Linked DNA regions of Mus musculus: regions 1 and 3 are each linked to region 2. Evidence: chromatin loops called from intact Hi-C (ENCODE). Cell type or tissue: gastrocnemius. All regions are shown on one strand.

The links. Peaks named below come from ENCODE experiments on the same cell type or tissue, not always from the same donor. Only the 100,000 strongest peaks of a DNase experiment are listed, where the experiment ranks them.
Region 1: it touches region 2 in a loop (3-fold over the local background); 8 of 42 quality-filtered maps call a loop at or near these places.
Region 3: a loop joins it to region 2, with 13 times the contacts of the local background. A loop is called at or near these places in 29 of 42 quality-filtered maps.

Annotation. Positions count from the first base shown.
Region 1 is chr17:72,517,982-72,525,981 of GRCm38, forward strand. All of the region lies in intron 1 of Alk (anaplastic lymphoma kinase), which reads right to left. Among named protein-coding and RNA genes, the nearest start is that of Alk, 82 kb to the right of the region's middle. In gastrocnemius, a CTCF peak has its summit at 4,596 (motif pointing left); DNase peaks (open chromatin) are centred at 3,674, 4,046, 4,581, 4,870 and 1 more place.
Region 2 is chr17:71,658,443-71,666,442 of GRCm38, forward strand. It overlaps Wdr43 (WD repeat domain 43), which reads left to right. Exons shown (of 18, transcript NM_175639.1): 18 at 1-589. Among named protein-coding and RNA genes, the nearest start is that of Togaram2, 11 kb to the right of the region's middle. In gastrocnemius, a CTCF peak has its summit at 4,376 (motif pointing right); DNase peaks (open chromatin) are centred at 4,424 and 4,651; H3K4me3 peaks cover 904 bases; H3K27ac peaks cover 1,352 bases.
Region 3 is chr17:71,870,821-71,878,820 of GRCm38, forward strand. Alk (anaplastic lymphoma kinase) reads right to left here. Exons shown (of 29, transcript NM_007439.2): 27 at 4,122-4,256; 28 at 3,298-3,388. Among named protein-coding and RNA genes, the nearest start is that of Gm30140, 92 kb to the left of the region's middle. In gastrocnemius, CTCF peaks have their summits at 2,376 (motif pointing left) and 3,483 (motif pointing left); DNase peaks (open chromatin) are centred at 2,361, 3,462 and 7,595.

The sequences.
Region 1 (8,000 bases), 860 kb after region 2:
TTCAGGAAAGGAAAACAGATAAGTTGTGTCATATAACTGGCCTCATTTTCTATCTGGAGGCACCTGTTGTAATATGGTAAATCCAGGCTTAAAACTATTGTGGTAGCTTTAACTTGTGGAACATGGCACCAGAAAACATCCAACCATGCAAACACACCCACAAATCATACTGGAATCTTTAAAGACTTTGACTATAAACTATTGTGCGTATGTGCAAAATATTTCATGTGACTAGGAAGATGTTACCTACCAAAGTAAGAAAATTTACTAGAAGGTAACGTTTCTGTGTCTATTAGAACTTGTATCTTATTCTACAGTTGGTTACATTGAACCAGGAGACAGTGTTGCCACACCACAGTGGAGAATCCTAGAAAGTCCACTGTAAGAGAAAGCCTAAACTAGCCCTTTCTTAAGCCATCTCTAAAAAAGTTCAAAGACACAAGACCCAATGGGTCAAACTTATTCATGAGTAAATGAATTGCTTCCCAGAACAAAATCCAAGGATCTACAAGAAAGACAAGACTGAGGCATGTAGTAACGCAACATCAATAATGTCCAGCACACAACTCAAAAACTGTCAGATAGGCAAAGAAGTAAGACAATGCTGCACATGACCAGAAGAAAAGTCAGCTCACAGAAACAAGCCAGAAAGGATGGGAATGAATGAATCTACAGGCAAGGAATTGGATAGGATTATAATATAGTCAAATATTTAAGAAAATATGAACTTAATGGGAAAGGAAAGATGAATCATGATAGAGGTGTGCCTAGGAAAGGGAAGATGAAAAAACAAAACTGCAATTCCAGAAAAGAAAAATACAATATCTGGAATAATAACAACCCTGGATGGACTTTACACAAAAGACCGAGAGGCAGAAGAAACCATTCAGTGGCCACCAAGATGGTGACAGGAGCTGACCATGCTAGAGCTGAGAGAGAAACATGAGAATTAAGCTTGTGCAGAGTTACAAGGACCCATGACCAAGCACTGGAAAGTGAACTGTCATGGTATGCTAACAGAGAGAGAGAGAGAGAAAGAGTGACAGAGACAGACACAGAGAGACACAGAGAGACAGAGACAGAGACAGACACAGAGAGACACAGAGAGACAGAGACAGAGACAGAGACAGAGAGACAGAGACAGAGACACAGAGAGACAGAGAGACAGAGACAGACAGAGACAGAGAGACAGAGAAGACTGATTGGGCGGGAACTCCTACTCAACAGCAGAAGGTGTGCCTAGCCCACGCAGGGCCTAAGTTCTATCTCCAGCACCACACACCCAACATAGAAATAAGGTTGACTCAAAAAAAATATGTAAAGAAATAATACTGAGATCTTTCTCCAAATTTAATGAGAAATACAAATGTACAGATCTAAGAATCTCAATGTGAGGTAAACATGGCAAATAGAGCAATAGCTATTCCAGGACATATCATAATACAACGGCTAGAAATAATAAGAGGTAAGAGGATATACATGAACACTCAGAATAGATACAAAGCAGACATAACACCAGTCTGTCAACAGCACGTGGACTAGTCACACAATGGAACACCAGCCAGTGGTCAAGAGGAACTACTGATAGAACACGTATAAACCTCCCAGATGTCATAGTCAATGAGACTGGCCATACATGGGGCTACATGCCGCAACATTCTGCCATATGAAATTCTAGAATAAACATATGGAACCCATGATCAAAGAAAAGATACAATTGTCTACATAGAGTGGATGACAGGCAAGGGGCAAAAGGGAATTTTCTGTGGTGATAGAACTGTAGTCTCTACAGACAAGAGTCCTCCAGGCATGTATACAGTTTAAATCACAGAAGATATGTGGTTTTCATGGTACACAAACTAGTTTTTCAGTAAAAATATTTTTAAAGTTAATTCTTAAAATCCCAGAGCCTAGCACTGTGTGTATAGCACACTTCTGGGTTTCAGTACACATGACAGCACCATTGTCAGCCAAAAGAATCCCATCTATGCCAGCGGATGCCTGAAATTCTACCAACAGCTCTCCTTTTACTTATCCTGAAATTCTGTGCCCCAAAATGAAGTCATATCAAAAACTACCCCAATGTAGTGCAAATTCACTTTCTAAGGCTATATTTTTTGAAAGAGTATGGGAGGCTGGATCAAATGGTGGGGGTAGGCAGTTCATGGGAGCTAGATTTTCTCATGTGCCCTAATTTATCTTTAATCAAAATATGAGCTATAATGTAAGAAAAATGAATAATCCTTTTTGCATATATAGAGGTCCTGGGTGCCTGAGGTCTGGAGTAGGATGAGAGACCTCAGTGAAATGGAAAACCAGTTAGAAGTGGCTGAGAATTCCAGAAAACAAATTTTACCACCATCAAGATTTCACATAACTGCCTTCCAATTCAGACCAGCAAGGCATTAGGATAATTGAGTCACTTTCATATACAGAGAGGCATGGCAAGATATCTTTATGGAAATTTCCAAGTCAAGATGAATACATTAAGCAGATCATAACGTGTGCTTTTTGTTTACAGCAAAATGGCTGTCTTGCCATTCCTGACACACTACATTTCCCCGTCTCCCCTCTTGTGCTGTGCTCCCTCCCCCACCCACTCCATACCCCTTCTAGAATGACCCTTTTCATTTTCCCTGTCTAAGGTAAATCCTCTTACCCTTTAAGGGGTCCAAAGGCCAGTTCCCATAAAGCCTTTCCGGGATGCTCCTTCTAGTTCCTGCCACCTCCATTTTGAAACACACCATGACTGGGTACTGTGTCTCTGCCATGAAGATGCAGAGACAGCGATGAGTTTCCTGCATGGTCCTCAGAGTACAATGTGCACAATCAGCCCCTCTGATCCTTACAGCCACCCAACAAGGTAGGCAAACTTGATAGAGGAAACCAAGGTTGAGAAAACTGAGCAAACCACAAACCTTGCTCAAGAGAAAGCATAGTTAGCAGGGCTTGGGTTTAGCCCCAGGGCTGTCTGGCTTCAAGGCTTTTATTATTAACCACTGTGTTGTACTGTCTCCTTGATGTACATCAAGTTCAATAAACAGAACCAACATCTATCTGTCCCTATCTTTTAAACTGTTTGCTAAACAACGGGCAGGATATTTATTGTTCCTTGAAGGGAGGAATAATGCCCTACACATCTTTTATTGCCTCCTTCACAGTTGACACCGCATTTGGCAAATAGGTACGTGTCAGCATATGCTTGAAGACAAAATACCTAACCCAATTGCAGGACCCTGGCTCTGCTCTCAGTTCTAAAATGTGTATTCATAAACCTTCAAGCAACCAGTCACAGAAAGGACGAGCGACTAAATGAGTCATGAGACATCTTCCTTCCTTCTTCACACGTCACTGCAGAGTTGTCTACTGATAACCTAGCTTTAGTCAGACTCCCGGCCAACCCTCTATTCTAAACACACCCCTCAGGAACATTTCTGTATCTCTCTTCTGGTTTGTTTCCTGTTGAATTTGTGCTGAATATTTCTGTTGAATATTACAAGGGCAACTGTGGCCACGGTGTGGTTGATGTGGGATCTTAAGTTCGGCGAAGGAGGAAATCAAGACATGCACACATACCATGCCAATGAACATGGGCTATTAAGTTCCTGCATCTGTTAGCAGATGGACATTTGTGGGCACAGCATGGTATGCAAAGCAGTTTTACTGCGTTCTCTTGCCTGACCTGCACAAATCACAGCAGGTGAGGACTGTGGATCATTCTGTCATTATACAGAAGCCAAGGAGCCTCTACCCAATGTGTAGAGGCTAAGATTGGGCTTTTATTCTGCCTGTTGGCTACTGCTGTTGGCTCTCACCTCCTCCGTACTGTCTTAACTCGTTGCTTATCAAAGTGAAGGCCTCATTCCCACCACTGCTAAAACAACAGAATCAGGCATGCATTGTAGGACAGGATTACCTCCTCTTAAGAATAATTCAGATGCAGTTTCTTCAATATACTTTCAATAATTTGTAGTAATAGGAAGTTATACCTTAAATGATCTTAGAGGGGCTTGGCAAGATGGCTAACAGATCACGGCACTTGCCGTGCAAGCCCGATGGCCTGAGTTTGCTCTCCGAAAGGCACACTAAAGTGGAAGAAGAAAAGGAACTCCACAGAGTTGTCCCCTGACTTCTACACACACATGTGCACATACATAGTAATACTAATAAAACAGTATTTTCACAAAGGTCTTAGAAAGTCAGACCCACAACTCCAGTTTCTCTCTAGAATATTTTAAACTAGAAAAAAATAAAATGATGCCCAGAAACATTATATAACTGCTTTCCTTGGATGACACAGGGAACATAATCAAGGCTTTAACATATCTAACATGCAAGTGTTTTATAAAGCACTGTCAGCTAATGCCAGAAGAACGATCAATGTCCTCGCTTGCACGCAGGGGGAACCTTAAAGTCTCTCAAGTCCAAGTCTCCACCAATGCAGGAGAAGGCAGGTCTTTCCTTGTGGGCTTTCCCATCTGACTCCAGCTCCATCCTTCAGCAGGAGATAACCATATGTCTCTACCATTCCCACAGAGCTTCCTGGGGGTGACTTCCACCGAATTTTGCTCAGTGTTCTCGGGAGCCCTCTATTGGCCTTCTGGGTAATAACAGGCAGCCTCTGCTTGGGGTTGTGTTCCCATGGTCCTAGGAAGCTGTACCAAACAACACAGGCTGTTCATTTAAGCGCTATCTGAAGCAGAAAGGGGAGGGAGGAAATCCATGCTTGCCAGATTCAAACAGGCAGAGCTGGCCGGGAAATAAACTTCCATTTTCTCAGCTTCCAAAAATACACATCAACACAAGTTAATCCCCACACAAAACTCTGCCCTGAATCAAAGGCTTGTCTGGTCTTTCTTGCCAGTGACTGCTCCCTCGTTCCTATCCGTGTTCTGACTCACCTTTGTCCTTTACTCTCACCCGAGGCAAGGGGACAGAGGACACCAACCATGCAGATCATGCCTTCTCCAACCCATCCTTCCTTTTTCTTTATCCCTCTTCCTTCCTCTTTGCTCTCTTTCCTTCTCTCTCTCTGTTCCAGTGAATTTCCATCAGGTGTTAGAAAGACGACCCCCAACTTAGAGCCTGCTGTTAGGAGTCTGAAATGCTAGGCTCCTGGGGTTAAGGTTCGAGGAGGATGATTCGCTTGTATGGAGGAGGGAGGGGTTTATTGGAAGGGTCCCTCGGGAATTCACATCCAGCTCAGGAAATCCGATGCTGGGAAGTGCATCTGAGTGTGGTTCTGCTCTACAGGGCCCTTGGATTCTTGAGCTGCAAGACACCCAACCACACCCACTTTCTTTGTTCCTTTTTGCTTATGATGTTGACCCCACCACCACCACTATACAAATGTTCATTCTCTAAGGAAAGGATTACAGTAAAGGAAGAGGCCCGAGGGAGGCAAGAGTGCGGTAGGTAGAGGATGTTTTAGGGAAGCACGGCCCGCTAGATTGGCAGCATGTAGGAGGCAAGATGATGGGTGAGGGCAAATAGGCTGTGGGAGGAGTCTCCGGCATGAGTTGTGATTAGGGGAACGACTGATTACATCATCCTCTTTGGTGCTCCTCACAGCATGGAGCACATGCTGGGGCTTACCACACAGGACAAGGGGAGACAGGAAGGAAGCCCTGCACAACCAGGGTTTGTTTATCTTCATCACTACACCAAGGAGACCATGGTGGTCTCAGCTACAGTGTGGTATTCCCTGAGACCCTGGAGTTGCAGAAACTTCCCTTTAAGGCCAACTCCGAGATCTCTCTTGCAGGAGGGAAGTGAGTGGCATCTGGGGCATGAGGCGCTCAGAAGTATTTGAGTGGCAGAATGCAGAGAGGAATGGGAACAATGGACCAGTGCTCCAGCACTAAGGATGGAGCAAATGAGAAGGGAGGGCGCATAGCTTCTCACCGCTATAACTGCATTGCAAGCATGGGGGAAGGGGAGGGAGCAGGAGTGGGAAGATTGTATGAGAAAGATGTTGAGGTTTGATACTCAAATAATGGTGATATTATGAGGTTGACTTCATGAAGAGGAGGTAAATGGGAGAGGAGTGGGTAGAGACAGGGCTCACAGGCTAGAGTCTCACTGCTCATCTCTACTAGATGGAATTAGATTGAAATGAAATTATATATAGTATTAATTTTCCCTGCTTATACTCACCTTCCAAACATATGTGTGTATGTCTGTCTATGCAATATGTATAATATTATATGTGTAATATAAATGTGTAATATATATGTATAATATTATAATATGTATAATACATATATGATATATCTCATATATATCATACACACACACACAATTTCAAAAGTGGTATGTGGGACTAGAAAGATGGCTTAGTGATTAAGAGTTTACTGTTCTTTCAGAGAACATGGGCTCATCTTCCATAAGCCTAACTTCAGTCCTAGGCCATCAAATAATTTCTTGAGGCCTCTACCCATTACTCTACACATAAACTCATGTAGGCAAATACACATACACAAAATAAAATATGTACATAAATCAAAAAAATGATGTGTGCCAATGAGGTATTATGCAGCCATGAAAAAGAATGAGATCGTGATAGCTACAGGAAAATACCTGGACAAGAGGTCATCGTTCTAAGCCAAGTAAGCCAGACTCAGAAAGACCATTGTTGACATTTTCCTCTCATGTGTGCAAACTAGAGTTTAAAGAGGGGGGAAAGAGCCAAACTTGCCTGGAAGATAGACTACAGGCATAAGACAAAGGGGTCAGCAGCAGTAAGGGAAATTGAATGGGGGCAGTATGGTAACAGCACAAAATGTGCACAATCGAAATGCCACACTTTAACCCTAGTATGAGCAATTAATACATATCAATATTATAACACTCAGAAGCTGCATGCTCAGACCCTTCCCAGTTGCCATATTATCTTTTCCTTTAGCTGTATCTAATTTGTATCCTTCCATTGCAATGAAATTACAATCACACATTTAAAAAAGAGTGGCGCGTGTATAAGTGTACTCATGTCCTCAGCTTCCTAACTTGTGAGGGCCCTGTGCAGCTGGCAGAAGGAAAGAGGAAATGGAACTGGAGTTATGAGTATGGTCGCTGATGGGCATGATTACCATGCAGCCCTGTAGCTTTAAGGAGCATTAAATAGTATTCAAAGGAAGGTTACTGACTATATTATGTCAAAAAGATACCAGGGAACAAAAAGGCTGGAAACTTCTAACACCAAGAGTGAAATGTTACTTGAACAGTCATCTGTACTATTTTCCCTAAGGTAGATCCCTAGTAGTTACAAGATTCCCAAAGGTATTCAAGATCTCCCAGTAGAGGTAACACTATCCTGGTCCTTACTGGGAAAGATGATTTCTCACCAAGGTCCCTTCTGTCTCTAAGAACCATAAGCCAGAGACAAATTTAGAGCCATTAAAGTGATTGACAACTAAGTTCACTGTCACCAGCATAGAAATAAGAACCCAAAGTTAGAAAATATGTCTTTATGTTGCTAGCAGCGGAGTAGAGCTGAAAATCCCATGGGTCTTTCCCTGATACCCTCTCATTCTCCTTGGCACTCACACGCATGCGCATGCACGCACACGCACACACACACACACACACACACACACACACACACACACAGGCATGGCCACACAAATGTCTCTCCTAAGGAACACCTGATCTTGTCCTGATACACACCCTCCCTTACACATACACTCAGTCTCCTAAGGAAAGCCTCCATGTGGGCTGTAGCTCCTTTAGAAAGATCCACACTGGGAGTTTACAGTGATATCCTCCAAGGCTAGAGCTCATCCTGTCCACATCCTGGAGTTATGAAGAGTGTCCACGCACTCCCTCTTCTGGCACTCACTTGCCCTGTTAGGAAAGCAGAACAAGAGCCCAGGAAGGTCCAGAGGACACACCCTCCATGTGCTCTGAGTCACTGGAAGCCATCATCATCGTGAACACAGCAGGCAGAGTGGAATATCACTCCTGCTAAGACCCAGGCCCAAAGCTGCCAAGCCCTCCCCCCA
Region 2 (8,000 bases):
AAGAGGTTTCCATTTTTATTTAAATTGCTAATGGATCAGAGAACAATTGTTTATTTTTTCTCTTTGGTTTTAGATATTAATAATAACATTACTGGAATTTTTTTCCAAAGAAACTATTTTTATAATTCAATAATTTAACGTTTTCGTTCCTTTTCATTGCCCACTCTTGGCAGGGCTAGGGTATCTGTTTATCTTTCAAAATGATAAATCTGACTCAAGATTTTTTATGTATGTATAAATAAGTATTTTGGTGTGCTACACAGCTTTTTCAAATTACCAGTAATTTGTCTTGTTTCTAAGGAGTGGGCCAGTACTAACTTAACTTGGTGTTCAGCAAGGGATGCAGACGGAGAGCTCCCTTCTGCAGGACTAAGCAGATGCGTGTCTTTCCCACCCGTGACTGTAAGAATGCTCTCTGGGAGGACTTCCACCGGGGCAGAGCAGGCTGCCCAGCCGAAGCGGGAAGGGCATGTTGGGCAAGCTGCTGGAGCGACTGATGTACAGTTGTTATTTGTCTATAAATGGAGCTGTTTATGGCAATTTAATACCATTCTCTTTGTAAAGTGAATAAATACTCATCTTTACCCAGCGCGTGTCTCGTGGTGTATATAGAGTGCACAGGTGTGTGTTTGGGCTTAGGCCTATGGTGTGAAGGGTTTTAAGGTGGTTTCACGCCTAGAATTCACAGGGAAATACTTTGAAGGCTTGCTGTGTTATCAAGTTCGCAACAGTAGAGCAATAGGCATCTTGTTTTAAATCTCACTCCAGTGACAGGTGGTTATTTTATTTTTTTTTTAGTCTCTGCTGGTTGGGTTGCAACTTTATATGTCAAGGTTCTAGGCAAACAGGAAGCATTTATGTCTAATTAGGTATGAGGAGACAACAAAGGAAGTTTTTGGTTTAGAAATGTCTGATAAGATCCACACTGTCTGTCTGTCTGTCTGTTTCTATCTATCTATCTATCTATCTATCTATCTATCTATCTATCTATCTATCTATCTTATCTAATCTATCTGTGGTAAGAGTTGCACTTAGTCTGTCGTTGTGCCAGGCCAGCTGAGAATGAGCTTTGGTTGTCTGGTTGTCTTCCATCTTCCTACTTTATTGTTGGAAACTTTGAAGCCTGCAACCACTGTCCATGATCACATGTCATAGTTGGTTTTCATGGTAATTCTTAACCTAGAATATTCTCCCTCCGCTTGTGTGTTATTTTTGATATTAGGTGAGTTCACATAAATTGTGAATACAGTCCCAGAAATCCTGGGCTTGTGTGACGGATGCCTTAGATATAGACAGTTACTGAATATGGGACGCGTTTATGTGAGTAGATGTTAAGGCTTCTGGTTTGGGGTTTTGAGTTTTTAATGCTGAAGGTTTGGAAATTAAGTAGGTGTGTGAAGTTAACATGATTCCTGTGAAGGCCATTTCCCAGCATGCCACACTACATTATTCACGTGACTCACTGTCCATCCTGCTGCTGATTATCTGGGCGCATGATTATATATTGATGAATGGTGGCAACCTCTAGCCCAACATCTGCTTGTCAAGGTTGGATAAGTATCTCTACAGGCTGAGGCCTTAGAGACTAGGGTGTTGTGCCACAGCCCCCACCCCCTGCACCCCAACCCCTCCCCCATTCTTAGTGTCCTTAAAGGCTCCTGGGCCCTTTGTCTGCAGTTTTCTTGGTTGAAAAGGTAGGTATTTTGCCACAGGTTTGGGAGTTAGTCACCTCAGACATTTGTTAGAATATTGAGCCCATGGTTTGTCAGGGAGGTAGGTGTGTGTGTGTGTGTGTGTGTGTGTGTGTGTGTGTGTGTGTGTACATGTATGCTTGCAAGAACATTCAGAAAAAGAGGCCATGAATCTGAAAAAGAGCGGGGTGGGTTTAAGGGAGAAATGTAATTAAATTATAATTTTAAAAATGTAAAATAAAAAAAAACCTATATTCTGATAGTGTGACATTATTGAAGAGACTTTGGAAAATACCAAGATTACTAGAGGAAGACAAAGCTGTAACAGCAGTAACCATTGTATAATGGTAGAAAATTTTCTCCTCTTTGTGTGAGCATGTATGTGTGTGTATATGCACACACTCATACACTTGCATCTCATGTCGTGTGTAGTCAGAGGACAACAGGTGGGCAGATCTGTGAGCTCAAACTCAGCTGATAGGCTTACAGGCAAGTGATGTGGAATGCATACCATTAAAGCAGTGGTTCTCAACATGTTGGTCATGACCCTTTCATGGGGATTGGCTGAGGCCATTGGAAAAAAAACATATCTCCATTATAATTCATAACAGTAGCAAAATTCCAGTTACAAAGTAGCAACAAAAATAATATTACAACATGAGGAATTGTGTTAAAGGTTTGCAGCATTATGTTTGAGAGCCACTGCTCTAAAGAGAAGATGAGGCTGTGGCTTAGGCCAGTGCCCTGCTGCCCACCACCCCGAATCCTCTTCCAACTGTGTGCAGAGGTAGCAGTTCTTCCGTGGATCTACAGACAGATGCAATTGTGCTGGTGAGATGCAATTGGGTTCTTTTTCTCCACATAGATGGTATCGTACTGTTTATAGCTGTCTGTGGTCTAGCTTTTTTAGGCAATGTACTTTGGAGGACTAACTAACTTAGGAACAAAACTACTTTGCAGTGTTCAACTGTGTCCAGATCAGTTCATGGTGTGGGGACTCCAATACAAATCCCTGTCAGTGATGGTTTGAATATTCTTGGCCCAGGGAGTGGCACTCTTAGGAGGTGTGGCCTCATTGGAGGAAGTGTGTTACTGTGGGCTTGGGCTTTGAGACCCTCTTCTTAGCTGCCTGGAAGCCAGTCTTCTAGCAGCCTTCAGATGATGATGTAGAATTCTCTGCTCTTCCTGCACCATGCCTGCCTGGATGCTACCATGCTCCTGCCTTGATGATTATGGACTGAACCTCTGAACCTGTAAGCCAGCCCCAACTAAATGTTCTCCTTATAAGAATTGGTCATGGTGTCTGTTCACAGCAGTAAAACCCTAAGACGCTGTCCCACCCTGGAGTTTCAGACTGTTGGAACATTTCCTGATCAATGATATATAGACTGCTTTTAGTGTCCTGGTAAAATAAGGACATTTCCTGGGCCCTCATGATCCAGTGTAGGTGCTGTGCCAGCATCTTTCTAGGATGCTGAATTGGATGCTTGACTTCAGAAAACGTGGCTTGTTTTGACTTAAGGTTTTGAGGGTATGTAGCCCATCATGGCGCAGAAAACCCGGCAGCAGGAATGAGGCAGCTGGTCACACCGTGCTCACTTCCGGGAAGTGGGAAGAGATGACTGCTAGTGTTCATTCACTTCTTGTATCTTTTCCTGTTCCTTGGGTTTGGGGCTTCAGCTCATGGGATGGTGGTAACCAAGGAGAGATATTCCTCCTCAGTTAATCCTCTTTGAAAACATGCTCACAGCCACGCCCAGAGTGTCTCCCAGGTGACTCTAAGTGCAGCAGATTTGATAAAGATGATAACATTTGCAGATGGGTAGGATTCCGGGTACAGGCTATGGTACTTGAGATTTCCATAAATCTATCTTGTTGCCTCTCATTTGGCTTTACAGATTTCAGGTCAAGTTTCGCACGGCAAACCCTCCTGACCACAAGTTAAACATAAGTCCTATGGAAATTTGATTTGCTCTTTGGCCAGCCAATAGGTTTATGAGAATTTATTTCTCGGAATATTATAACTGAATACATTTCTCTTTATTTAGAAAAGAAAGATTATTATTTTAATCATTTATTTTATGTGCATTGTTGTGTCTGCATTGTCTTTGTGTATATCTATGTGAGGGAGTCAGATCTGAAACTGGAGGTTCAGACAGCTGTCTGGAAGAGCAGCCAACGCTCAACCACTGAGCCATCTCTCCAGCCCTTTTTTTTTTAACTTTGGAAAGATCATGCCTGTTGCTTCCACCTCCGTAGACTTGGGTAGTTAATTACCTTGGAACAGATGACCAGAGCCTGCCAGCTCTTACCTCATGAATGAGTGATATTCACAGGAAAGGCAGGACAAATAGTTGCTTGATAGATGCATTCTAGAAACCTGCAACTAAAACTCCTTAGAATTGAGGTCTTCGACTCGGTTAACCAAGAGATTTCAGCTTGCAAGAAACCAAATGGGTGAGGTAGAGAGAGCATGGCTGTTCTCAGGACCCGGGGCTCCTTCTTCCAGTGGACATCTTGGCTGTGGATTTTGTAGTCTATTCTTGTGTGCTGCTCAAGTTTCGTGAACATGGTGGAATTGCGCCAATGGGACTTTTCCAGGGCTTCCCTAGTTCTGTCGGGTTGTCTTGGTTTCTTTTTGGGGTCCAAGTGTAAATCGTCAAAATCAAAGTGAACCACAAGGTGTCAGTCTTGCTCCGGGAAACTCAGCGCACCATCCCCGGCAGGAAGTGGGGCTGCATGAGAATGCTCGCCAGCGAACCTGTCAACGTTCTCCGTTCAGTCTTCGGGAATCTCCGAGGTGCTTCCAGCTCTTTCTTTGCTGGAATATATCCCAGTTTGGAGGACACAGAGTCTTCCGGTTGCGGCTTCCAGTTCTCTCCAGCTCCTCTGAAGTGGGAAACGCCCCCTTAACCCCCCCCCCCCCCCCAACCTGGCCAAGCTGATATTCTCACGTCCTGGGCCGGGACACATGCTCAGTGTACCAGCCTGAGCAAACCCGGAGCTTGGCAGAAGCAGCATAGGCGACTTGTACTGTGTAACAGTTAAGTGCTGGAGACTGCGTGTTTCCCCTCATGTCCATAAGGAGGACCGCCTTGCGCTGTGCAGCAACCTACAGTTTTTCTCCGCATGGACTTGCTCACATTCACTCAGCGGCAGTTTTGTTTTTCACCCTCCAAACTTTTGAAAACTTCAAGTATATGGAAAAGTGAAAAGAATAAGTCCGGCATACTTTTAATCTCAGCACTTGAAAGTCAGAGTCAGGGCTGGAGAGATGGCTCAGCAGTTAAGACCACTGACTACTCTTCCAGAGGTCCTGAGTTCAATTCCCAGCAACCACATGGTGGTTCACAACCATCTGTACAGCTTTAGTATACTCATATACATAAAATAAATAAGTAAATCTTAAAAAAAAAGAAAGTCAGAGGCAGGTGGATCTTTAAGTTCGAGGTTATTTTGGTCTATACCACAAACCACAGGACAGCCAGGGTTATATATACCGGTGGAAATAGCTTACCAATAATTTTGATCCTGAAGTAAGCAAAACCAGTGTAATCGCACGTGTTCTTCCAGACTTCTCTTGTGACTGTGTGCAGATAAATCCAGGGGCCAGACAGTCCTGTCACATGAGGGCCCTCCTCCTGCAATCCACCCAGCTCTGCTGCATATGGTGCCTCATGAGTTTCACAGGACAGCACTGCGTTTCAGAGGTGTTTGTAAATATGGACTGAGAAATCGCCTCCATTACAAAACTATATTTCTTTTGGGTTTAAAGTCTTTGGGTCTGCAAGCAGACATGTTTATAAGAAAAAGGCACTCATTTGTAGAAACTTGCCCTGCATTTTTAGGTTCACAAGGCACTTAGGTCTTTTCTTGTTGAGGCAAAGTCTTACATAGCCCAAGCTAGTCTCAAGACTCTCAAATGAGCTCACTCCCGATCCTCCTGCCTCTGTCTCCTTGTGCTGGAATTACAACAGTGCATCACCAGGCTCTGTATACTTGCTTTGTGGGTCTTTTTTAAAATTTAATCTTATTTATGTATGTGACTGTGCATCTCTGTGTGTGTGTCTGCCATGTGTATGCAGGTGCCCACAGAGCCCAGAACAGGGTGTCAGCTCCCCTGAAGATGGACTTACAGGCAATTGTGAGCTGCCCAACATGGTTGATGGGAACAGAGTTCCAGTCCTGGGGGGCAGGGGGGCAGGGAGGAGGCAGGAAGTACTGGTAGAAAGGACTTATAACTGCTGAGTCATCTTTTTAGCTCCCGGTCTGTCTTCCTTCCTTCCTTCCTTCCTTCCTTCCTTCCTTCCTTCCTTCCTTCCTTCCTTCCTTCCTTCCTCTCTCTCTCTTATTTATTTATTTATTTATTTATTTATTTATTTATTTATTTACTTCAGGCAACATCTCACTATATAACCTTGGCTGGCCTGGGACTTGCTTTGTGGACCAGGCTGGCTTCAAACCCACAGATTTGCCTCCCTCTGCCTTGTGAGTGGCTGGCTTGTTTTTAAAAGCCAAGTTTAAGTTTTGCCCATTGTTTAAGTGAATGGGCAAAACCAGATAACCTTTTTTTTTTTCCCCCCAAAAACGGGGAAAAATCTATTTAGAGCTTTAATTTTTTTTGAAAAGCAACACAAGGACAAACATTCTGCTATGAAGAAGAAGGAGAAGGAGAAAAAGGAGAAGAGGAGGAGGAAGAAGAGGAGGAGGAAAAGAAGAAAAGAGGAGGAGGAGGAGGAGAAGAAGAAGAAGAAAAGAAAAGAGAAGAAGAGAAGAAGAAGGAGGAGGAGGAGGAAGAAGAGAAGAAGAAGAGAAGAAGAAGAGAAGAGGAGGAGGAGGAGGAGGAGGAGGAGGAGGAGAAGAAGAAGAAGAAGAAGAAGAAGAAGAAGAAGAAGAAGAAGAAGAAGAAGAAGAAGAGAAGAAGAGAAGAAGAAGAGACGAGAAGAAGAGAAGAAGAAGGAGGAGGAGGAAGAAGAAGAGAAGAAGAGAAGAAGAAGAGAAGAAGAGGAGGAGGAGGAGGAGGAGGAAGAAGAAGAGAAGAAGAGAAGAAGAGGAGGAGGAGGAGGAGGAGGAGGAGAAGTGGTATACATTAAAATTTGGTAGCTCTTTCCTCTGCTGGCTCCAGCACACTTGGGCCTGGCCTGACCTGGTCTTTTCCTGTGAAGGAGCTGAGCATGTTGAAAGCTCTAGGGTGTCCCGGTCAGGCCTAGCCCTCCCTCTGTGTCCTTGGGCAAGCTGTTTACCTTCGATGAGTGCCATTTTTTTCCATCTACAAGTGGAAGTCTGGATGGACAGAGGCTCTGGAAGGAGCTCAAGCAGTTTGTGACGTGTCTGGGAACCAGCACTGCACAGAGACCAGGCTAGTCCAAGGCGACAGAGCCACTAGAGGTCCATGACTGATTCTTCTTCCTGTCCCAAAGACATTTGAATTCATTTAGAAAGGATTTATTTTTATTATTCTTACATTGGGTGTCTGCGTGTGGCTCTGTGCACGTGAGTACAGGTACCCTGTGAGATGAGATGTGTCAGATCACCTGGAGCTGGAGTTCAGATGGATGTGAGCAGCCTAACGTGGTGCTGGCCACAAACTCAGATCCTCCGTAGGAGCAGTGTGTGTTCTCAACCATTAGGCCATGTTTGCAGCACCACCCCAAATCCTGTACATTTTTTAAAAAAGAATTATTTATCATATATATGTGAGTACACTGTAGCTGTCTTCAGACACACCAGAAGAGGGCATCGAATCCCATAACAGATGGTTGTGAGCCACCATGTGGTTGCTGGGAATTGAACTCAGGACCTCTGGAAGAGCAATCAGTGCCATCTCTCCAGCCCCAGCCCTGTGCATTTTAAAGGTTTGTTTCCTTGATTTTATGTGTAGGCTGTTATTATTATTATAAATATTATTGGTCATTGTTATTTGTTTTTTTTGAGACAGGGCCTCTGTTGCCTAGGTTGCCCTGTGCTCAAGGAATCCTCCTGTACTCAGCCTTTCAGGTACTTGTTCTACAGATGTATGCAGCCATGCCTAGCTTTCTAATTCTAACATTGTTCCTCCCTCACTCCCGGGCTTCTCCTTAAATAAATAAATATAACAAAGTCTACACTTGGCTGCTGTCATCATCTGTTTGCTTGTAACACAGTCCCTCACGATGGGTAAGTTATAAAGACAGAAGGTTCATTTTGTTTTCATGCCTCGGGGTCCATTTTCTGGGCTGCTGTGTTTCTCTCTCTGCCTGTCTGGCCGTGGTTCCAAGAAAGGATGCTTCTTATATCCAACTGGCACCTGACAGGTTTCAAAAATTGATT
Region 3 (8,000 bases), 210 kb after region 2:
AGGGGCAGAGCAGAAGCCCCTGGGGCACCTTTTACAGATGTAAAAGTTTTTTACTAGATTTAATTTATAGTGTGTATGTATATGTGTGCAGGTATGCATGTGCCTTGGTGTGTGTGTGTGTGTGTGTGTGTGCAAGTTGAGGACAAACCTATGGAGTTCTCTGCCCTCCCACTATCTGGGTCCTGGGGGTCAAACAGGTCATTTGATTCTGGCAAGCAAGAATCTTACTTAACCCATTGAGCGATCTTACCAGCCCGTTTTTTGTTGTTGTTGTTTTGTTTTTTTGTTTTTGTTTTTGTTTTTGTTTTTGTTTTTTGTTTTTTTGTTTTTACATTACTTTCAAAATATTGTGGTCTATTTCCAAAAATACTCTTGCAATCTTCAAAGACAAAAGATAATGTGGCTTTAGTTTTGTTGTAGGGAAGGAGGCAGGGAAGAGGGACGCCACGTTTGGCTCACAGAGGATGTTGTTTGCTCCTTCCCTAAGCGCCTGCAGCTTTCCTCGTATTTGATGGTGACTCTGTGTTGTGTGGTCTCCTTGCTTGTGCAGCTGTTCCAGGCAGAGGCTCATTTGCCCATTCAGAAACCTGGCTCATGCTAGATCTCTGTCAGCGTCACAGACTGTAAGACGAGAGCAGACGCAGTTGCCATGGGTTTAAAGGAAAGTGTGTGGGAGAAAGCTCCAGGGAAATTTAATTCAGTAATAGTGTTTGCAAATGGAGGGAAAACCTCCGTTACTTAGGTTTTACAGAATAGCACACCAGTCCAGTATCCACCAGCAAAAGGTTTAAGAAAACAACTACACATATCTTTTGAAAAGCCATTTCACTTATTGCCAGCTTCTTCCACAGTCAGTCCTTTACGGCCTGCAGCTGTACAACCACCTGCCTTCGCAAAGATATTATATATTTTGGAGAAAACACCCCCAAAGAAGGTATGTGAAGGTATCTGTGTTTATGAGAGTATTCTATTCCTGTTAGAATATAATAAACTAAATGTCAGTAAGCAAGCTTCCCTAATACATCCTCAATTTCCCCCAATAACATGGCCACTGAAGTCCAGCTAGATGAAGAAGGCAGGTCGCCCTCACAGCTGGGACCCACGAGGGGACTGGAACAGTGTGGCTAGACACACCGTTGCTGAAGTTTGCAGAAAGTGTCAGCCCTTGGTCCCAGTTGAGGGAATTTAGAGAGCTAGTGGCTCACTCTTTGACTTTTCTAAAATATCTCAGTGGCACGGACACCTGATGGCATCCCGTGTGTAGCAGATGAGCCCATCCTCGTGCACATAAGGTGTGCTGGCTGGTTTTCATGTCAGCTTGACACAAGCTAGAGTCATCTGAGCGGAGGGAACGTCAGTTAAGAAAATGCTCCCATAAGATCTGGCTGTAGGCAAGCCTGTAGGGCATTTTCTTAATTAGTGATGGATGGAGGTGAGCCCAGCCCATTGTGTGTGTGGCTACTCCTAGTCCTGGGTTCTGTAAGAAGGCCGAGCAGACAAACCATGAAAAGCAAGCCAGTAAGCAGCACCCTCCATGACCTCTGCGTCAGCTCCTGTCTCCAGGTTGCTGCCCTAACTTCCTTCAGTGATAAACTGTGTTATGGAAGTGTCAGCTTAATAAACCCTTTCCTCCCCAGCTTGCTTTTGGTCATTGGTCATGGATTCATCACAGCAACAGTAACCCTAGCTAATACGTACAGGTGGTGCAAACTGGACTTAACAAACAAGAGCAACTGTGAAAAGCCATGAAGTTGGGAAAGGTCCATGTTAGGGAGATACCAGGGAGTCAGAGGGGGCAACTCGTAGGTGGGAGAGAACGTTAGAAGAAGTGAAATTGGGGAACAAGGCTCAAGTGGGGGTGTAGGGCATAGGGAGAGGATGCTACTTTAATTTTGTATGCTGACAGGATCAGAGGCGGGAGGGAGGGAAAGAAGGGATACAGTAAAGGAAAAACTGGTCACTGACATAAAGTCCTGAGAGGCCGCTGGTGAGACCGTGATAGGAAGATGCTCTGGGTCTGTGTGAGACACGGGAGGGAAAGAATCCTCCCGCCACTACCTCTATTCCCCTGTCTAGCTGATGATGAGTAGGGAGGTACAGTCTGCTGAGGACAAAGATGAACAGTCACGATTCAGTCCAGACGGGAGGAAGCACGAGAGGGCTGTCTCTTAGCCTAGCCCGCTACTCCTCTATAAAATGGGATAAAAGGAACCCTCCCCGAGAGCAAAATAAAAATAACATGGAAATCCAGGGCTGGAGATGGCTCAGCAGTTAAGAACACTTTTTGTTCTTCTGGAGGAACCAGGTTCAGTTCCCAGGACCCACTTGGTGGCTGTAAATGCCAGATCAGAGATCTGTCGCCCTCTTCTGGCCTCCATGGGCATTGCACGTGTGTAGTGCACAAACATACATGTAAGGCAAACTTACTCCCAAACAATATAAAAACAAATCTTTGAAAAAAAAAAACATAGAAAAGCAACTTATATAGTATAAGTCCATACCAGTGCTACCGATGAATGGTTTGAACATCTCTCCAGAGTGGTTTAGCTATTATGTAATTACTATCTATTTAATGGGAATTAATTCACAGGTTGTAATTCTTGAGAGCTTTCGTTCTTCTCCTTTATATCCCGTTTCATTTACAAAACAAGTAGTTGCCTAGCTGTCCTTGATACCTCAACAATATGAGTAACTGAATAAGAACCAAACATCAACAGACACGCTAACATGAAAGGGAGAAATATCATGGGCCACACTCCTAGACAAAGAACTACAGGCAACTGATGATAGCTGAGAGGGGAGAATTATTCTCCCCGGAGTGGAATTCTCTAATTGGTTATCCAATAGAAGTGGTTGGCTCTGAAATCGTATGAAATCACATGGAATACAAAGTAGATTCTGCAGACAGTATTTATATACATATGAAATAATAATAATAATAATAAGCCATGAATTTGAGAAGAACATGGTTAGGGGGTGGGTTTGGAGATGGGAGGGGCCAGAGTGAGGAAAGGGGAATGATGCAATTATACTTTAATTGTTAAGAAGAACACACAACATTAGCTGTCTAGCAGGGATGTCATTTTGCTTGCGAATTGAATAGATTCTGTCTGGCCCTGTGACATGAAAGTGGGAAGTTTCCAGTGTTTATTGTAGGACATTGGCAAAGTGGGATGCAAATCCTGTCACTTCCGGGATCAGGAATACCGTGTCTCACAATTAGCATTATTCTCTGGTGTCTTGAAACAGTTTCCCCGTGTAGATTAGAGGCTGGTCAAGGGGAGAAAACATTTATACCTGGGTGCAGTATTCGATCCTCTCCAAAATGATGGCGAAGTTGGGTCTGTCTTCAGGCTGATGCTGCCAGCACTGCGTCATTATCCGGTATCTGAAAGGATGAGCGCCTTAATGAAAAGTCAGGAGAAGCACCGGAAGGGGAGACAAGTAGGTCCACCTGATTGATCTATGCTGCCCCCTGCTGGTGGGACAGGGGATCATCCCCAAAGACACCCAGGTAGTTTACATCAAATGCCACTTCTCTAAAGCCATGTTTAGGATGAAGTAATTTATTCCCCATCTTGTTTTTTGGAAAGGAGGTGAGGGACACCATAGGGGACAGAAAACACTATAGGGGACAAGCTCACCCCTCCCCTCTGTTTTTTTAAGACAGGATTTCTCTGTATAGCCCTGGAACTCATTCTGTAGACCAGGCTGGCCTCGAACTCAGAAATCTGCCTGCCTCTGCCTCCCGCGTGCTGGGATTAAAGGCGTGTGCCACCACTGCCCCCTCTCTCTTTTTTTGTGTGTGCATGCTGGGGGTGATATTTAAGGGAGATATACTTAAGAGTGCAGGGCCAACTGGGTGGGTCTGGGGTACACATTTCTAAAGGCAACTGAGACATGTAGGAGAAGTGGGTCTGCAGCCTCTAGCCTTTCTGGGATAACATAATTGTGTTTGATGGGCTGGAAAACTGACCCATCTTACAGAAGTCTCTGGGACACTCTCGGGACATCTGAAAAGAAGGCTACCAACTTCACTTTAATTTTAAAGGCGCATTTGCAGATCCAAATAAAAACAAGACCACGCTCAGGTTCTAGTAGGAAGTTCCCAAAGGTCGTACACAGGCCCGGGGCAGTTCTTAGGCGGGTCCATCCGTCCTCCGCTGGTGACAAACTCCAGAACTTCCTGGTTGCTCTTGCTGGGGTACGGCATATATCCAAGAGAAAATATTTCCCATAGCAACACTCCAAAAGACCTGGGCAGAGAACAGATAGTGATGTGGACACACACAGAGAAACCTAAGTTCTTACTGTTTTCCTTTAAACCATTTTCTGTAACAAAGGACTCCTTTCCTGTGTGCATGTGTGTGTGTAGGCTTATGCATACAAACATTTGCACACATATACATGGAGGTCAAAGGACAATAATCTTAAATATTGTTTCTTAGAAACCATCTACTTTAATTTCTAAGAATTATTAAATCTCTTTCTCATCTTTGTCTCTGCGTCTGTCTGTCTGTCTGTCTGTCTGTCTGTGTGTATTTGCAGGTGTTCATAGAGGGAAGAAGAAGGTGCCAGATTTCCTGGATCTAGAGTTATAGGCAGGGGTGGGCTGTTCAATATGGGAGCTGGGACTGGAACCCAGGTACCCTGTAAGAGCAGTAAGTGCTCTTAACCATGGGGTCATTTCCCCTGCTCCTAATTTGCCTTTTTAATAAAAAAGAAACTTTATAAAATACTTTTAGACACAGTCTCTCAGTGGCCCAGGGCTCACCAAGAAAGCTAGGCTGACTATGAACCCCGTGAACCCCAGAGGTCCACCTGTTCCTGTCCCCCCATCCATGCCAGCACTCAGCCTCCGCCCTTTCTTCCCTTCTTTTGGGTTCCGGGAGACTGAGCCAGATCTTTATTCCTGTGACCTACAGGCACGTCACTGACTGAGCTCTCTCTCCAGTCCCAGCGGACTTTCTAGGTTCAGAAAAGTGAAGAGAATGACCAAGCGCCACCCAGGACTCTCTATTAAAAGACGGCTCCTGCTGACATGTTCTTCATTCTGGTGGGGCTTTGTGCCTAGGTTTCTAGGCTATGGAGCCTTGATAATTCTGCTCATATCATCACAGCACCATTGCTTTCCATGCTAAAAATAAAAGTCTTACAACTAGGATGTGAAATGTCTGTGAAATACTCGATTGCCATGAAACATGGTTGCCCTTATCACACTTCTTTCGGTTTTCAAAATATTTTGAACCTTGAGTGGCCATCTTCCTGCACTTTGATTTTAGTTAATTTTATTTTACTTTTTCTGTGACAGAGTCTCATTCTGTATTACAGCTTGAGGCTTCAAGTTTGCTTCATTGCCTAGCGAGCTTCAAACTCAAAATCCCCCTGCCTCTGGAGTACTGGGAATGCAGGATGGGTTACCACAAGTTCCTTAGATAAACAGTCTCAAACTAATAGAATGGTAAAAAATCAATGATATTTCCTTCCAGAATGCATGTTCTGGGCATTGAATTCAGGTCTGGGAAAATATGGCAACCCGTGACTTTATATGGTAGAGTGTTTTAATGAAGTCTGTTCATCTAATCATTACTTTTAAACTTATATATTGTCTGTTCACGTCTTTTGCACGAGGTTATCTGTCAGGGCATATTATTGTAGTATCTCAATTTGCCTTTTGAGTTGTAGACCTTCTTTGTATGTTTTAAACATGTTAATCTTTTATCAAAAACAAAGATGCTTATTTTTTGGTGGATTTTTAAGGTGGGGCTGGGGATTGAACCCAGGGTCTTACACACGCTGGGCAAGCATTCTAACCACCAAGTTCAGTCTCCAGCCCTGTGTCCCATTTTCCTTTGTTTTAAATTCAATGTTTGGTAGTAAACCAGGTTGGCCTGGAACTTGCTTTGTAGCCAGGCAGGCTTTGAGAGTACGGCGTTCCTGCCTCCACTCCTTAAAGAGTTCTAATTACAAGAATGTACTGCCGAGTCTAGCCACAATTTCTATTAGTTGCTTTATGACTAATATTTTAGTATAATGATGGCCTTCATTTTCAAGTCGTTAAATATATTTCTTAAGTTTTCGTGACTTCAGTTCCCCAGTTTTGCAATCTTCTCCTTACCAAAGGCTGCATATTTGCTATCTTCTAGTGTGTTTGTTTTCCCCTCTCCTCGAATTCAGTTAGACTTTATGTACAGTGGGAGAGAAGGGTCAAAATTGGCTTGTTTGTCTGAAGGACTCTTCCAACACTTTATAAAATAAGCCCTGTTCCCTCTGGCTTTTGATTAAAGGTGGGGCTGTCTTTAATAGACACACCCACCACTTCCTCTCACCTCTTTGCTTTCTGCACTGAGAATATTCTGTTTTACTTTTTCTGTCTGTGTTTTGACATCAAATAAGACATTTTCCTCTTTGGGAAATTGTCTTTTGATTTCCCTGCTATTTGTTTTAAAGGACGTTTGAGACACCGTCTATTAGGTTCCAGAAATAATATTTTCTGTCTGGATGACGGTTTTATTCTCTTAGTTTGATGATCAGATTTCAGAGAAAGAAAATCCATCTTCGTTCTAGTATGTCGATGCAGATTCTGCTCTTAGAAAACACGGCCCTGACATGGAAGAGGGAGCCGCCTTCCGCACAGCACTCACTGCGCAGCTTTCACTGTTGCTGTGTTGGTGAAATAAACCTATCACCAAGAACATGGATTGTTCCCTCTCCTGTGGCCTTTCCGATCTCTAAAAGTAAAAGAAGACAGCCCTCTTCCACTTCAGCAAATAACGATATAACAGATAAAAACATCCAAACAAAGCAGAGGCCTGAAGAGTTTTCACTATACATTCTCTGCCTGTCTACAGATGGGTAAATGTAGACAGCTACTCATTGGTGATTGCAGTATCTTTTGTTGTTATTTAAAAGACAAGACAAGGTCTGCTTGTAGCTCAGGCTGGCCTGACATTATGTAGCCCAGGTTGGCCACAAACTGCCAGTGTTTCTGCCTAGGCACTCCGATTGCTGGGGTTGCAGGTATGTGTCATATCATTTGAGAGAATCTGGGTGTTATTTTGCCTTCCTGATGCCAACGTGCCTTTTCTTCTTGAATACACAAATATAGACATATTTCCTCCCCATCCGCTCTCCTCTTGGCCCCTCCACTGAAGTTTAGAGTGCATCTCCCACTTTTAACATGTGAAGACATGCACAACTACGACTGTATATTCCATCAATATTTTTGCATTGTAAAATTATTTTAAAGTTTTAAATGTGGACGAACATCTTTCCGAGTTGAGACGGTAGGCTTAGTGTAGCCTTTTTATACTACTCTGTCTGCAGTTTCTGTCCGTTTGTCTTTCCATCCTCTGATTGAGAATGAGATAGGCTGCTCTTCTCTTCTTTTCTCTTTTGTAAACTGCGTGCCAATGATGATCTTTGCCCAAGGGCATCTGTGCCCTGTCAACCCGTGGCTACTGTCACACGCTCAAGAGAAGGTTGATAGGTCACATGACACTCAGGTATTCGGAACAGTTACTAACTTGTGCTTGTTATCCTGCCTCGGGGCATGGCAGGTGGCTGCCACTCTGGTGCCCATGTTCTTCCTCTGGAGGCCTTGTTAGAACAGGTGGCTAGGCCTGCACCGCTAGCCTGGTGTTCCTGATGAGGTTTGAGGGAGAAGGGGGCTGGGATGTGGTGTTGCTCATGATTACCCAAATTACCACCACCATCGCTGGCCTGTGCACCCCATTTTGAGACTCACTGGGTTACTGGCTCAAGGCAAATCTCCCAGGCCTAGAAATAACCAATGGTCAACCCAAGTCTGGAAGGGGGGGGGGGTCTTCCATCTAAGGATGTCACCTCAATGTGGGGCTTTCAAAACTCAGGTCATTCCCATGGCCTCATGTTTTCTGTGCTAGGGACCATTTGCATGCCACTTTGACACCGTAGCCTCTGACCATTTTCTCTCTTTTCCTGCGTAGAAGCAGGCGGAGTCCTGGAATGTTATGGTGGTT